2 separate regions of the Homo sapiens genome follow, and region 2 is linked to region 1. Evidence: read pairs that join two places in POLR2A ChIA-PET (ENCODE). Cell type or tissue: HepG2. All regions are shown on one strand. Each heading gives the region's core, and the rest is flanking DNA. Links, peaks and the distances in the headings are about the cores only. Region 1 has its middle 21 kb from the start of SMCR2. Region 2 has its middle 34 kb from the start of MED9.

The links. ChIA-PET counts read pairs that join two places held together with the same protein. Peaks named below come from ENCODE experiments on the same cell type or tissue, not always from the same donor. Only the 100,000 strongest peaks of a DNase experiment are listed, where the experiment ranks them.
Region 2: POLR2A ChIA-PET joins it to region 1 with 10 read pairs; 4 of 35 experiments call an interaction of 5 or more read pairs at or near these places.

What each region holds. Positions count from the first base shown.
Region 1 is chr17:17,653,709-17,659,078 of GRCh38, forward strand. No RefSeq gene overlaps it. Among named protein-coding and RNA genes, the nearest start is that of SMCR2, 21 kb to the right of the region's middle. In HepG2, for the core only: no CTCF peak of the experiment used is centred there; no DNase peak of the experiment used is centred there; H3K27me3 peaks cover 22 bases.
Region 2 is chr17:17,440,505-17,445,874 of GRCh38, forward strand. No RefSeq gene overlaps it. Among named protein-coding and RNA genes, the nearest start is that of MED9, 34 kb to the right of the region's middle. RefSeq lists enhancers at 1,259-2,104, 5,289-5,370. In HepG2, for the core only: no CTCF peak of the experiment used is centred there; a DNase peak (open chromatin) is centred at 2,937; H3K4me3 peaks cover 796 bases.

The sequences.
Region 1 (5,370 bases), core at 322-5,321:
CAATGCCCTGGTGAGGACTGTATGGGGCCTCCATCCCCACATTTCCCCTCCACACTGCCCCACAGAGGTTCTCTGCAAGGGCTCCACATCTGTGGCAGGCTTCTTTCTGGGTACCCAGGCTTTATGATACATCTTCTGAAATCCAGGCGGAGCTGCCAAACCTCCTTCACTCTTGCACTCTGTGCACCTGAAGGCTTAACACCACATGGAAGCTGCCAAGGCTTATGGCTTACACCCTCTGGAGCAGCAGTCAGAGCTATACCCAGAGCCCTTTGAACTGACGCTGGAGCTGGAGCAGCTGGGGTGTGGGGAGCAGTGTCCCAAGGCTGCACAGGGAAACGGGGCCCTGGGCCTGGCTCCCAAAACCAGTCTTTCCTCCTAGGCCTCTGATCCTGTGATGGGAAATACTGTCCTGAAGACTTCTTTTTATTTTTTATTTTTATTATTATTTTTTTGAGACAGAGTCTCACTCTGTTGCCCAGGCTGGAGTGCAGTGGTGCGACCTCAGCTCACTGCAACCTCCTCCTCCTGGGTTCAAGTGATTCTTCTGCCTCAGCCTCCCGAGTAGCTGGGATTACAGGTGCCTGCCACCACGTCCAGCTAATTTTTGTATTTTTAGTAGAGATGGGGTTTCACCATGTTGGCCAGTCTGGTCTCAAGCTCCTGACCTCAAGCGATCTTCCTGCCTTGGCCTCCCAGAGTGCTGGGATTACAGGTGCGCCTGGCCCTGAAGACTTCTGAAATGCCTTTGAGACCATTTTCTCATAGTCTTGCCTATTAGCACCTGGCTCTCTTTTAGTCAAGCTAATTTCTCTAGAAAGGGCTTGCTCCACAGCCAGTTAGTATTCCTCTCCTGTAAATGTTCTTTCCCTCTCTACCATATAGGCGGGCTGCAAATTTTCCACAGTTTTATGCTCTGCTTCCCTTTTAAATATAAATTCCAATTTTAAGTAATTTCTTTGCTCCCATATCTGATCACAGGTTGTTAGAAGCAGCCAGGCCACATCTTGAATGTTTTGCTGCTTAGAAATTTGTTCCACCAGGCTGGGCACAGTGGCTCATGCCTATAATCCCAACAGTTTGGGAGGCCAAGGCGGGCAGATCGCTTAAGCTCAGGAGTTTGGGACCAGCCTGGGCAACATGGCAAACCCCATCTCTACAAAAAATACAAATTAGCCATGCATGGTGTCACACATCTGTGGTCCCAGCCACTCAGGAGGCTGAGGTGGGAGGATTGCTTGAGCCTGGGAGGTGAAGGTTGCAGTGAGCTGAGATCGTGCCACTGCACTCCAGCCTGGGTGACAGAGAGAGACTCCATCTCAAAAAAAATAAAAAAGAAAAAGAATTTTTTTCCACCAAATACGCTAGATCACCACTCTGAAGTACAATCTTCCACCAATCCCTTGGGCATGGACACAGTGCAACCAAGTTCTTTGCTACAGCATAGCAAGAGTGACCTTTGCTCCAGTTTCTAATAAAGTCCTCATTTCCATCTGAGACCTCATCAGCTTGGCCCTCACTGTCCATATTTCTGTCAGCATTTTGGTCACACTAGTTAACAGTTCTCTAAAAAGTTCCAAACCTCCCCTCATCTTCCTGTCTTCTTCTGAGCCCTCCAAACTCTTCCAACCTCTAGCCATTACCCAGTTCCAAATCTGCTTCCACATCTTCATGTATGTTTATAGCAACACTTCACTCCTTGGTACCAATTCTGTATTAGTCCATTTCTGTTGCTATAAAGGAATATCTGAGGCTGGGTAATTTATAAAGAAACAAGGTTTGGCCAGGCGCGGTGGCTCACGCCTGTAATCCCAGCACTTTGGGAGGCCAAGGCAGGTGGATCACCTGAGGTCGGGACTCCGAGACCAACCTGATCAACATGGAGAAACCCCATCTCTACAAAGAATACAAAATTAGCTGGGCGTGGTGGCACATGCCAGTAATCCCAGCTACTCAGGAGGCTGAGGCAGGAGAATTGCTTGAACCTGGGAGGTGGAGATTGCGGTGAGCCGAGATCATGCCATTGCACTCCAGCCTGGGCAACAAGAGCGAAACTCAGAAAGAGAGAAAGAGAGAGAGAGAGAGAGCGACAAGAGCGAAACACAGAAAGAGAGAGAAAGAGAGAGAAAGAAAGAAAGAAAGAAAGAAAGAAAGAAAGAAAGAAAGAAAGAAAGAGAAAGAAAGGGAGGGAGAGAGAAAGGAAAGAAAGAAAGAGGGAGGGAGGGAGGGAGAGAAGGGAGGGGAGGGAGGTTTATTTGGCTCACGGCTCTGCAGGCTGGTCAGAAAGCACAGGGCTTGCATCTGCTTCTGGTGAGGGCCTCAAGAAGCCTCTGATCATGGTGGGAAGTGAAGAGAGAGCAGGTGTGTCACATGGTGAGAGGGAGCAGGAGAGAAAGCAAAGGAGGTGCCAAATCTCGTGTGAATTCATTGCTGTAGGGAGGGACCAAGCCATTCATGAGCGATCCACCCCCCATGACCCCAACACCTCCCACCAGCCCCCACCTCATATACTCATATATATATGCACACACACACACACACACACGTGTGTGTGTGTGTGTGTGTAAAATAGGTATATAGGCTGGGCGTGGTGGCTCACGCCTGTAATCCCAGCACTTTGGGAGGCCGAGGCGGGCGGATCACGAGGTCAGGAGATCGAGACCATCCTGGCTAACACAGTGAAACCCCGTCTCTACTAAAAATACAAAAAATTAGCCAGGCGTGGTGCCAGGTGCCTGTAGTCCCAGCTACTCAGGAGGCTGAGGCAGGAGAATGGCGTGAACCTGGGAGGCGGAGCTTGCAGTGAGCAGAGATCACGCCACTGCACTCCAGCCTGGGCCACAGAGCAAGACTCCGTCTCAAAATAAAATAAAATAAAATAAAATAGGTATATATATATATATATATATATATATATATATATACACACACACATTATATATGTGTGTGTGTATATGTGTGTGTATATATACACATATATATACACACACACACACACACACATATATATATATATATATATATATATTTTTTTTTTTTTTTTTTTGGAGACAGGGTCTTGCTCTGTCTCCCAGGCTAGAGTGCAATGGTGCGACCACAGTTCACTGCAACCTCAACCTCCTGGGCTCAAGCAATCATCTTACCTCAGCCTTCCAAGTAGCTGGGACTACAGACATGTGCCACCACATGTGGCTACTTTTGGATCTTTTTTTTAGAGATGGGGTCCCACTATGTTGTCCAGGCTGGTCTCGAACTCCTGAACTCAAGCAATCCACCTGTCTTGGCCTCCCAAATTGTTGGGATTACAGGTGTGAGCCACAATGCCCAGCCCCCATATCTAATATTGGGGATCACATTTCAACATGAAATGTGGAGGGGACAAACATCAAAACTTTCTCACTCGGCCAGTGTATTCATTTTCAGTGGCTGCTGTAACAAAGCAATACAAACAAGGTGGCTTACAACAAATTTATTCTCTTGAAGTTCTGGAGCTGGAGGTCCAAAATCAGGGTATCTGAAAGGGCTGCATTCCCTCCAGAGGCTCTAGGGAAGGATCTTTTCCTGCCTCCCAGCATTCCTTGGCTTGTGGCTGCATCACTTCAATCTCTGCCTTAGTCTTCACATGGGAAGATGTGTGTCTCTGTGTCCTCCCCTGTTTTTTTTTTTTTTTTCTCTTTTTTTTTTTTTTTTTTTGAGACAGGGTCTTGCTCTGTCATCCAAGCTGGAGTGCAGTGCTGTATCCAAGCTGGAGTGCAGTGGTGCGATGATAGATCAGCCTTGAACTCCTGGCCTCAAGTGATCCTCCTTCCTCAGTGGTCTCCCAAAGCACTAAGATTACAAGCTAAATCCAGAATGATTTCACCTTGAGATCTGTAACTAATTATATCTACAGAGACCCTGTTTCTAAGTAAGGTCGAATCCTAACAGTCAGGTTGGACATGAATTTTGACACTATTCAACCCATTACATCCAGGGTCACACTGTAATCTACCCCCTCCCTCTCTCATCTCATCCCCAGCCTTTTCCACCTGGCCAGTGCCAACCTCTGGCCTCTGCTCTTTCCTTGGGGCACCCTCTTCCTTTCAACCCTCTACCCAGTCTGAGCCTGCTCACCCCTCCTGGTATCCTTCCCATGTCTCATGCTCTGCCTCTTCTCATTTGCAGTGGTGACCCCCCCTCAATTCCCACTGCCCCCCTGCATTGACCAAAGTCAAGTGGCCTACAGCCCCTGTCCCTACCTCCTTTTCATATGCTTTCCTGAATAGTGAGTCTGGAAACCTGAAATCATAGTCCCAGACTCCCTTGCAGCTCGGTTCTAGATGTGAACTTGGCTCTGACCATTAGATTCACTGACATGTGTGACCAGAATGCTTTCTGGTGGGAAAGTGTGGGAGAAGCTCCTCCCTGCTGCAAAGGCACGTGTCCCTACAGCAGTGTCACTGGCTCCAGCTGCAGCTTTGTGAGTGGTGAGAGGGTCTCACTCTGTTGCCCAGGCTGGCATGATCTCGGCTCACTGCAACCTCCGCCTCCCAGGTTCAAGCAATTCTCCTGCTTCAGCTTCCTGAGTAGCTAGGACTACGGACACCTGCCACCATGCTCTGCTAATTTTTGTATTTTTTGGTAGAGATGGGGTATCACCATGTTGGCCAGGCTGGTCTTGAACTCCTGACCTCAAGTGATCTGCCCATCTCGGCCTCCCAAAGTGCTGGGATTATAGGCATTGAGCCTCTGTGCCTGGCCAGCTTTTAAGAACAAAGTTTGCACCTGGGCAGTGCATGGCTCATGCCTGTAATCCCAGCACTTTGGGAGGCAGAGGCAGGAGGATCAGTTGAGGCCAGGAGCTCAAGATCAGCCTGGACAATATAGTGAAGTACCACGTCTCTACAAAAAAATTAAAAATTAGCCAGGCATGGTGGCACACACTGGCAGTCCCAGCTACTGGGGAGGCTGAGGCAGGGGGATCACTTAAGCCCAGAAGTTTAAGACTGCAGCAAGTTGTGATTGCCCACACTGCACTCCAGCCTGGGTGACAGAGCAAGACCCTGTCTCCATAAATCAATCAATCAATCAAGGTCGCACAATGTCTTTTTAGATACGACACCAAAGGGACAATCTGTGAAAGAAAGAATTAGTAAGTTGGACCTCATTAAAATAAAGAACTTCTGCTCTGCTCTACAAAAGGCTGTCAAGAGAATGAAAAGCCAAGCCAGAGACTGGGTGAAAATATTTGCCACAGACATATCTGATAAAGGGCTGTTATCCAAAATTTATGAAGAACTCTTAAAACTCAACAGTAAGAAAATGAACAATCCAGTTAAAAAATAGGGATGGATGTGGTGGCATACTGCTGTAGTCCCAGATACTAAGGAG
Region 2 (5,370 bases), core at 224-5,223, 210 kb before region 1:
AACCAACCAAAAAGGGGGGAAGGGGAGGCTGGTGCTGGCTGGCAACCTTGACTCAGCGCTCGGCAGGAGGTCCATTCGGAACAGAAACCCTCACCCTGCACTTTCCTCACCCAGCCCTGAAATCACAAACAACCCCTTGGCCAGGGTCCTAATGAGCCTCTGACAAACACAGCCCGCCCTCCTGACACAGAAAAGACAATTAGACATGCACAAGTGGCCTGTGAAATGCCAGGCTGGGCACTTGAGCTCTCCATGAATGGCACCCCCTGTACCCTGGGCCTTCTCGGAAAAACATTGCTTGGGTTCCTTACGGGTGGTAATGGCTAATAATGCAGAGAGAACACCGTGTTTTGGTTTCAGGCCTTTGGCCAGGGCGGTGAGAGAGGGGTGTGTGTGTGTGTGTTTAGTGATGGTAGTGGGGTGATATTTATTTTCATTTCTCCATCATAAAGGAATTGAAGTCCTATAGCATGTCAGCAATGTCAATGTTTCAGGGTGAAATAAACAAGTAAAAGGTGTTAGCGTTCAGATGAGCTCTAGCAGCCTGTGACGTTAGGAAAATCGCCAACTCCTGGGGCCTCAGTCTTCTCATCTGTAAAATGAGGATAATAATAGAAACCACCTTCCACTCATGGTGATTGAGTGAGCCATCGCAGGTAAAGCACTCAGCCCCAGGCCTGGAACATAGGACTCATTGAACATTGGCTATTAACTTAAAAGCAAGCGTTATGCGTTTTAGTCTATTTAAGGAGCCACTTTTGAATATCTGCTTGTGAACTCCTATATGAAGTTGGCTGTGAAAACACAGAAAACACAGTCTTTATGCTCACAGAGCTTGAGGACAACCAGGGTGACAAGAAAACCATCCGGGCAGGGCCAGCTCAATGCTGGCGCGTTGGCACCAACCAGGAGACAGCTGTGGCTTGCTTTAGGTCTGTTTGTTTCTTCTAATTTGTGTTATCTTTTTTCCTTTGGTGGTGGAGGAAGGGCGGTTTCTGTAGGCCGCAGACAGCAGGGTATGGATCATTGGTCTGGTCAGGCTTTAATCAAGTGAAAATCTGCTCTTCATTTGTTTGTTACTGCTACAAAGCACATGATTTTCTTTTTTTTTTTTTTTTTTTTCCACATCTGTTTTTTTTGTTTTTGTTTTTGTTTTTTTTTAATTTATTTATTTTTTATTGATAATTCTTGGGTGTTTCTCACAGAGGGGGATTTGGCAGGGTCATAGGACAATAGTGGAGGGAAGGTCAGCAGATAAACAAGTGAACAAAGGTCTCTGGTTTTCCTAGGCAGAGGACCCTGCGGCCTTCAGCAGTGTTTGTGTCCCTGGGTACTTGAGATTAGGGAGTGGTGACGACTCTTAACGAGCATGCTGCCTTCAAGCATCTGTTTAACAAAGCACATCTTGCACCGCCCTTAATCCATTTAACCCTGAGTGGACACAGCACATGTTTCAGAGAGCACAGGGTTGGGGGTAAGGTCACAGATCAACAGGATCCCAAGGCAGAAGTTTTCTTAGTACAGAACAAAATGAAAAGTCTCCCATGTCTACTTCTTTCTACACAGACACGGCAACCATCCGATTTCTCAATCTTTTCCCCACCTTTCCCGCCTTTCTATTCCACAAAGCCGCCATTGTCATCCTGGCCCGTTCTCAATGAGCTGTTGGGCACACCTCCCAGACGGGGTGGTGGCCGGGCAGAGGGGCTCCTCACTTCCCAGTAGGGGCGGCCGGGCAGAGGCGCCCCTCACCTCCCGGACGGGGCGGCTGGCCGGGCGGGGGGCTGACCCCCCCACCTCCCTCCCGGACGGGGCGGCTGGCCTGGCAGAGGGGCTCCTCACTTCCCAGTAGGGGCGGCCAGGCAGAGGCGCCCCTCACCTCCCAGACGGGGCGGCTGGCCGGGCGGGAGGCTGACGCCCCGACCTCCCTCCCAGACGGGGCGGCTGGCCTGGCGGGGGGCTGAACCCACCTCCCTCCCTGACGGGGCGGCTGGCCGGGCGGGGGGCTGACCCCCCCACCTCCCTCCCGGACGGGGCGGCTGGCCGGGCGGGGGGCTGACCCCCCCACCTCCCTCCCGGACGGGGCGGCTGGCCGGGTGGGGGGCTGACCCCCCCCACCTCCCTCCCGGTACCGGGACGGCTGGCCTGGGCGGGGGGCTGACCCCCCCCACCTCCCTCCCGGACCGGGCGGCTGGCCGGGCGGGGGGCTGACCCCCCCCACCTCCCTCCCGGACGGGGCGGCTGGCCGGGCGGGGGGCTGACCCCCCCACCTTCCCTCCCGGACGGGGCGGCTGGCCGGGCAGAGGGGCTCCTCACTTCCCAGTAGGGGCGGCCAGGCAGAGGCACCCCTCACCTCCCGGACGGGGCGGCTGGCCGGGCGGGAGGCTGACGCCCCGACCTCCCTCCCGGACGGGGCGGCTGGCCTGGCGGGGGGCTGACCTCCCCACCTCCCTCCCGGACGGGGCCGCTGGCCGGGCGGGGGGCTGACCCCCCCCACCTCCCTCCCGGACGGGGCGGCTGGCCGGGCGGGGGGCTGACCCCCCCCACCTCCCTCCCGGACGGGGCGGCTGGCCGGGTGGGGGGCTGACCCCCCCCACCTCCCTCCCGGACGGGGCCGCTGGCCGGGCAGAGGGGCTCCTCACTTCCCAGTAGGGGTGGCCAGGCAGAGGCGCCCCTCACCTCCCGGACGGGGCGGCTGGCCGGGCTGGAGGCTGACGCCCCGACCTCCCTCCCGGACGGGGCGGCTGGCCTGGCGGGGGGCTGACCCCCCCACCTCCCTCCCTGACGGGGCGGCTGGCTGGGCGCAAAGCACATGATTTTCAAGGGATAAGTTGTTAGGATGTTTTTAATTGTGATGATGAAATTCCAGCTCAAGTTAACTTAAGCAAAAGTAAACAAGCAAAATTCCAAAAAGGGAGTTTACTTTCTTACATAATTTCAGAGAACAAAGATGGGTGTCTTGCTAGCTTCAGTCATAGCTGGACCCAGGTGCTCAAATCTCTCTCTTTCTCTCTCTTCTTTCTTCATTGTCTGATAGCTTCAGGCATACACAGTAAACCCTCAGCTCATGATTTCAGAGTAAGAGAGAGCCTCCTCTTGGACCAACAACTCTAGACTGGGAAATGGGGCACCACAGTTGGCCAGACATGGGTTGCATTCCCCCAAAGCCAGGGGATAGGTTGACCAGCAGCTTCACAGGACCCACATGGGGCAGATGGGATGCAAGGCTGACAAACTATCAGTGAGACTCTGTGGATAGAAAGCATGAGTAGGCGCCAAACATTTCACGTAAGCAGCGAATATGCAGGCTTCCTCTTTGCATCTCACCCAACTATGCTTAAAATGGCTTGTCTGGCACACTTTGAGGGGTCAGCCTACTTCCTTGCATTCAAAAGGTGAAGAGTTTCTAACTCTTTGTTCTTGAATCAAACCAAGTGACTGAAGACTAAGTGTTCCAGATGGGCCAACCACGCAGCAGCATGGTGGCAGCTCTGAGATGCTGCCCAGTGAGCCCCAGTAGTCACATCCTGGAGAGTCCCCTCTTCACTGAATAGGACCCATCTGGCAACCAGTAGGACTGCAGAAATGATGTCCAAGGCTAGGCCATAAAAGACATGGTTCCTGCCTTGCTCTCCTTGAATCACTTCCTCGGGAGCAGCCAACTGCCATGTTGTAAGGACACTTAAGCAGCTCTGTAGAGGAGTCCATGTGGTGGGAAACTGAGGCCTCCCACCAACAGCCAGCACCAACCTGCCAGGCATGTGGGTGCACCACCTCAGAGGTAAATCCTCCAGCCCCAGTTCAGCCTCTAATGACACAACCCCAGCTGATACCCTGACTGCAACCCCATGAAATCCCTGAGCCAGAACCACCCAGCTAAGCCACTCCTGAATTCCTGACCCACAGAAACTATGAAATAATAAATGTTCATTGTTGTTTCAAGCCACTAAGTTTTGGGGTCATTTGTTACACAGCAGTAGAAATCTGATACAGGCATATTGTGGTCCCTTCCTCCCTTCCCAGGGACAGAGTCACTTTGGAAAGCTTCCTTGGATCATTTTCAAAGCACTTCTCAATAACTATCTTAGTTCTTGTTACAAAGTTTCAGTTTCACAAATGGACTCACACGGATATCACAGGCTGCTCCAACCCTCAACAGTGAATTTGCCGATAAAACAAAATCAGGGACTAGGTGTGGTGGCTCATGCCTGTAATCCCAGCACTTTGGGAGGCCAAGGCGGATGGATCACCTGAGGTCAGGAGTTCGAGACCAGCCTGACCAACATGGAGAAACCTCATCTCTACTAAAAATACAAAATTAGCCGGGCATGGTGGCACATGCCTGTAATCCCAGCTACCCGGGAGGCTGAGGTAGGAGAATCGTTTGAACCTAGGAGACGGAGGTTGCAGTGAGCCGAGATTGTGCCACTGCCCTCCAGCCTGGGGAACAGAGTGAAAAAAAAAATCAGATTTCCACTGCATTTACTTCCCTCTCCTGTACTAGATATGGAGGTAGTTGAAATTCTAACAGGAAGGATGCCTTCAAAGTTCGGTCAGTCTCCCTCCTTGTTACTGCATATGACGGGTGGTATCACACACTATCACAATACTGCAAAGTCATTGATAACATGTGGCAGGAGTGCCCTGGGTTCTGAAGCCCCATGAAGTCCTCCAGGCGGTCTTCTGGCTGAAGTAGTGCCTCCCTGGCAGATGAGCTAGAATTCAAGGAAGTCTGATCCTAGGCTGCTTGCATCAAGGGAGAACTCGGGGAAGAGGTGGATCCTGAGCACACCCTTCAATGCCCCCCTTCCCTGAGGTGACTGGGACATACCCCACACATACCCCACCTGGGTCCCCTGCTGTTGCAAAGCAGTTTCCCTCCCCCTCCCACAAGCCCTCAGTCACGTAGGTGCCAGCACCTGGGCCCCTCCCACAGACAGCCCCATGCTGAGCACCTTTCTGATCCTATGTCATTGCTGGCGTTTGCTTTTCCTCCCCTCTCAGGATCCAGATGTTATCATTCCCCAGGAGCTCAAACTACTCCATCTCCCTGGTCTCCCATCGTTGAACTCCAATCATGGAAAGAATGCCATACAAGCTAGTGCTCCTCAGTGTACCAGCCAGGACTCTGCAAGTGACAGAAAGCCCCGCACACAGGCTCCAGCCCATCCTCAGGTCTCTGCCTCCTGCTCCGGCTCTGGCTTCCTCCGCATGTTGGATTCGTATGGGTTGGTCCCCAGCTGCCCTGTGAGGCAAGGCAGGCCTTGATGTTCACTTGCCATATCAGGTCCCGCCTGCCTCTGCAGAAAAATTTTAGGCTCCTCAAGGTCTGGGTCCACTTCTACTCCTCCTATCAGAGTGTAAATAAAA